Linked DNA regions of Homo sapiens: region 1 is linked to region 2. The links are chromatin loops, found by intact Hi-C in ENCODE. Cell type or tissue: IMR-90. All regions are shown on one strand. Links, peaks and the distances in the headings refer to the core of each region. The heading gives the core; the rest is flanking DNA. Region 1 overlaps LOC105377547 (a long non-coding RNA gene). Region 2 has its middle 15 kb from the start of SPCS3-AS1.

What was found. Peaks named below come from ENCODE experiments on the same cell type or tissue, not always from the same donor. Only the 100,000 strongest peaks of a DNase experiment are listed, where the experiment ranks them.
Region 1: it touches region 2 in a loop (8-fold over the local background); 9 of 110 quality-filtered maps call a loop at or near these places.

What each region holds. Positions count from the first base shown.
Region 1 is chr4:174,363,610-174,366,439 of GRCh38, reverse strand. All of the region lies in intron 2 of LOC105377547 (a long non-coding RNA gene), which reads right to left. Among named protein-coding and RNA genes, the nearest start is that of MIR4276, 59 kb to the left of the region's middle. In IMR-90, for the core only: a CTCF peak has its summit at 1,227 (motif pointing left); no DNase peak of the experiment used is centred there.
Region 2 is chr4:176,333,978-176,336,807 of GRCh38, reverse strand. No RefSeq gene overlaps it. Among named protein-coding and RNA genes, the nearest start is that of SPCS3-AS1, 15 kb to the right of the region's middle. In IMR-90, for the core only: no CTCF peak of the experiment used is centred there; a DNase peak (open chromatin) is centred at 1,177; H3K27ac peaks cover 139 bases.

The DNA of each region.
Region 1 (2,830 bases), core at 226-2,725, 2.0 Mb after region 2:
GTGATCAGGGCATAGCTTTTGTTTTTTTCTTTCTTTTTTTTTTCTTTTTTTTTGAGACAGAGTTTTGCTCTTGTCACCCAGGAACAGTGCTAAGCATTTTCACGGCATCATCACACTCAAATCACACAATGATATGATGAATTATTATCCCAACCTCACTGTAGTTGTCTCATTACAGACATTCTGCTCCATCCTCACTGTCCTGCAGCCATAAGGTTGAGAAGACAGACTAAATACTGGACCTTTTGGTTGTAAATTGTTTTGATGCCTGATTCACATGGAAATCTGGTTTGACAATACTATTATGAATATTCAGCAGAAGTTTTGAATGTGACTCTTCTACCTGGGTAGTGCCAGACCTAATATCCATTGTTTTATTTTATATGACATTAGGATGACACAAAAGAACAGTAACATATGCAAATAAATGCCTCATCCTTGATGATAATATATATTTAGAATGAGATGCATTAATGAGGTTAAGCTGTGAAGAAAAGCATAGGATCTCATCAAACTTGCTATTAAAGTCAATGTCTCAATTTGCTCCTGGCAAGTAAACTTTATGAAAAATGCAACAGGTTGTATAGAGGTTTTCTCTCAGTTTTGTCAAGATAAAAAGACATTAATATTTTGAAATGTGATATCACATTTCAAAATGTATCTACTCATCACATTTCAAAATGTGATATATTCTGTCTCCTATAGAGGAGAATCTATCATTCTCCTCATATTCTGACATTTTAATATACATTTAAAAGAGGAAAACTATTTTCCAAATAAGAAATGAAGACTAGTTGAATTTTGTGTAATTAATTATTAGTGAGAGGAAACAGAAAAATAAAGGGGTTGTTTAGAATTTCTGAAAGCCAGTAAAATTTTGAACCAGAAAATCCCACATGCCATTACAACACGCAATGCCAAACTCCTTTTTTTTCTAGAATTGTCCATCTCGTCTCAGACTGTTAGCCCAAGGTTTATTTTTATAAGGTTTTACTCTGCATATGATCCCTTAGAGTGTGTGTTATTTATTGCTTTAACTTATACAAATATTATTTCTTAATGATTGGATTTGCAGCTTAAACCTTGCCAATCAGCAATAATATCTATCACTACAGATTTTTTTATTTGCTAAGAGCAGAACCAAATTAGTTCCTTATTTTCTCAACTTTCCAAAAAAAAAAAAAAAAAAAAAAAACAAAACACCAGGCAAATGAACAAAAACCCAAGCCTTTACTGCCACCCAGTGGTTGTTCAGAATTAAAAAAAAAATTTTGCCAGGTCATGACTAACATTTTAAAGGAAATTTTTATTCTTGAAATGCTAGAATGTTTCAGACATTTTAATATGAAGCAACTTGAGACAAAAACTTTTAAAAAATAGCCACACATATCTACTATGAGTACATTATCAATGATGTTATTTTAAACATTGCAACAAAATGATGAATACAATAACAACTCATTCTCATCTTACTTTGACAGGTAATTTAACTTTTTGTTTGAAATAATTATAGATTAATATGAAGTTACAAAAATGGTACATATATTTCTATTTAAAAACTGCCAAGTTACTTCCCGAGTGGTTCTGTCATTTTTGATTCACACAAAGTAAAAGATATTCAGTTTCTCGGCATTCTCATCAGCATTTGGTGTTATCACTAATTTTTTTTTTTTTTTTTTGAGACGGAGTTTTGCTCTGTTGCCCAGGCTGGATTGCCGTTGCATGTGATCTCGGCTCACTGCAACCTCTGTCTCCCGGATTCAAGCAATTCTTCTGCCTCAGCCTCCCAAGTAGCTGGGACTACTGGCATGTGCCACTGCACTGAGCTAATTTTTGCATTTTTAGTAGAGACAGGGTTTCACCATGCTGGCCAGGCTGGTCTTGAACTCCTGACCTGATGATCCACCTGCCTTGGCCTCCCAAAGTGCCAGGATTGCAGGCAAGAGCCACCATGCCCGGCCCACTATTTTTAATGTTAGCCATCCTGATAGGTTTACAGTGGTATCTCACTGTAGTGTGAATGTGCATTTTCCTGATGACAAATGACTCTGAACACTTTTCCTGTGCTTATTTGCCATCCACTCCTCTTTGGAAACGTGTCTGTCTTTTGATCATTTTGTATTTTTAAAACTGTTGACTTTCAAGAATTCTTTATATATTCTATATACAATCCCTTTGTCCTATATGGTCTTTAAAAATATTGTCTCTCACTGTGTAGCTTGCCTTTTCATTCTCTTAACAGGGTTTTTCACAGAGCAAACACTTTATTTTGATGAGGTCTGATATGGTTTGGCTGTGTCTCCACCCAAATCTCATCTTGAATTCCCATGTGTTGTGTGAGGGGCCTGGTGGGAGATAATTGAATCATGAGGGTGAGTCTTTCCCATGCTGTTCTCATGAGAGTGAGTAAGTCTCATGAGATCTCTGATGGTTCTATGAGGAGGTGTTCACCTACACAAGCTTTTTCTTTGCCTGTTGCCATCCATGTAAGATGTGACTTGCTCCTCCTTGCCTTCCACCATGATTGTGAGGCCTCCCCAGCCACGTGGAACTGTAAGTCCATTAAACCTCTCTTTCTTTTGTAAATTGCCCAGTCTCAGGTATGCCTTTATTAGCAGTGTGAAAATGGACTAATACAAGGTCCAATTTATAAAAAAACTTTTTCTACATATCATGTTTTGGGTGTAATCAATAAGAACTCTTTGCCTAGCTCTAAGTCCTGAAGATATTCTCTATTTGATTTTTTTCTAAATGTTTTATATTCTTATATTTTATCATTAAGCCTATGATCTATTTTAAGTTAATTTTTCAATAAAGTATGAGGTTTTAG
Region 2 (2,830 bases), core at 180-2,679:
ATGGAACTTTGTGCATGGTGACAGACAGCTGTATGGAAATCAGCTCTGCTCTCACACGTACTTCTAAAGTGATCTGGCTGGTAATGCGCCCAGGCTTGAGGTTCTTTCCCTCCATCATCCCTTTCACAAAGAAAGCCTCACCTCATCCAGAATCTTGCTATGGTGCACTGCCACAAGGCATCAAACCTTGGGGACAAAGAAATAATTTAATAATTCCCTTAATGAAAGCAACATAAATTATCCCCTCCCATATCTAATTCCATCTCATCAAGAGTTACGATTATCTATCACATTTCTAATATACTTCTTGTTTTGATCAACTGTGTACTATTGATAACTGCAGAATTAACTTACTCCAGAATAACTTTTACACCCTTAGAACTTAGAATATTGGGGTCAGAGGAAATTGTAAAAGATAAATTTCAATTTACATGCACATTTTTGTTACAAAGAAATGTGGTACAGTTATTAATAAAAGACTTGAAAATAGCACTCTCTAGAGTATTACCCATTAGGACAAAATTTTGCTAGAGGCATGTAAATATAATTTGAAAAAGAAATGATAAGAACTTTGACCACTAAGGAAGAATTTGTTCATTAGAAAATGAATGATTCTATCAAATCATATAAATACCATATTCCACTGGATACATTTAGATACATTTTTAAAGTAATGCAAAAAAAAGTAATGTGCAGTTGGTACTTTAAAATGTTAATACTTGCAATGTGCCAAAAATTACATTCTATGACAAGATGAAAATTTTTCAGTATTTAAGAAAGTTTAAAAAAAATCTTTGATGTGCTACACAAGCAACAAAATGTGAAGATCCCTTTCCTAGAGAAACACATACACCAGGCTACCTGTACAAGAACATTCAGAGCACATGTCTGTCAACAGAACAGGTAAATAAATTATGCCTACTCCGGATGCCTACTATGGATGACTATATTACAATGAATTACTGCCTAACAATGAAAATGAACTACACCTTCACACAAAAACATAAATGATTCTCTTAAAGTTAATGCTAAGCCAAAGCAGCAAGACCAAAAATTCTTATGGTAAGATTACATTTATGTTCATAACCAAACCAAACCAAACTGTATCGCTTAGGAATGTGTGATAGCTTATATTACATTTCTAAGAATTCCCTCCTCCTTTCCTGTAAGAGTATTACTCAGTGCCATGTGACTTGTGCTCTTTCCCTATGGAATCTAGCTCCCCAACCCTTCAACTCCTTGGCTTTGCCATGTGACATACTTGAGTCAATTAAAGGAGTAGACTGATGCTCATCACCTTCAATCAGAGGCTCCAAGAGTTTCCAACAGTTCTAACTGCCCTTTGGAATCCCAAAAGGAACTTTTCTCTCAATGTGGAATCTGGAATGAAGAGATGTGAGGAGTATATCCTAAGCCCCTATTGATGCAAGAAATACACATTTGTTTTTGTAAGCCACTGAGATGTTCCTATTGTCCATGATGGCAGTAAAGCTGATAGGATGCAACAGAGGTAGTAAACTTTTCAAGCAAGGCAAGAAAATGGCTAACACAAAACTGAAGACCGCAGAAAGGTAACAGGTTGTGATCCAGAAGAAGTATAGGGAGGGAGGCATGGAGTAATAGTATTGTTCCAACTGCTGATCTGAGTAGTAGTTACAAAGGCACATGCTTTATATTATTCAGTAAACTATATACAAATATCTCATAAACTTTTCCACATTTCCTTTTTTCCATTACAAATGTAAAAAAAAAGGTGAAAGACATTAATTCACAAGGACTTATGAATGTCCTTAGCCTAATACTTTTCAAATATAAGTTACTCCATATACCTCCCTTTACCATTAATGTTAAACATTTATCACTGAGATACTACTAGGAGATAGATTACATTTTACAGTAAAAACCCAGTTCATTTATCCTCTGAAAATCTGTCATGGAATGTCCTGAAATGCCTACCTTACATGAGACAAAACACCTGTGTAAGCCAATATAACTAAAATTAATCACACATTTTTTGCTTTTAATTCAATTTACTCAGTAAATATGTAGTGTCTTATAGTAAAATGAACAAGATAAACATAGCCTTCTTGCTCATGAAACTGACAAACATGAAACATATATATATGTATATATGTGTGTGTGTGTGTGTGTGTGTGTGTGTGTGTGTATATATATATTCCCAAGGGCAGCAAGAGCTATAAATGCTGCTGCAAAGTAAGGAAATAATGTTCCAGGAAAAAAAAATTAAGTACTGGATGATTAGGCTAGAGATTAGATCAGGTAACTCATGCCTGATAAGTGCTTTAAAATCTAACCCTTAACATCTAATATGCTCACCTTCAGAAAATCCTTAATGCACTACAGACAAGACACAAAAAGATAAATAAATGTTGACTATAATAAACTGGTATTCCCTGCTGGGATACAACAGGGGCTGGTCAGCTTAAGCTGGTGAGCATAAGCAGAAAGTGATAGAATGACTATGTGAGAAAGATTTATGCTTCCCATCCACCACATAGTTGTTCCTGAGAAGTGATTACCCAACTAAAGATTGTACTTCCCAGATGCCCCTTGCTTATCTGCACAGGGACGTGCAATTCGTTTTCACCCTTGGAATGCGAGTTGGTGGTGTGATACTCTGGGCGAAGCTAATTAAGCAGGTGGGCCTTCTCCACTCTTTTCCTCAACCCCAGACTGCCAACTTCAAGTGAGGTCTTGTCAACCCTGGGGCGGCAGTCACAAGCTGGAAGACACCTGGGTCCTTCAGTCACACCATGTGGAAAGCTGCCTCAATACCCACATTGGTTCCTTGTAAAAACGAGAAATAAAC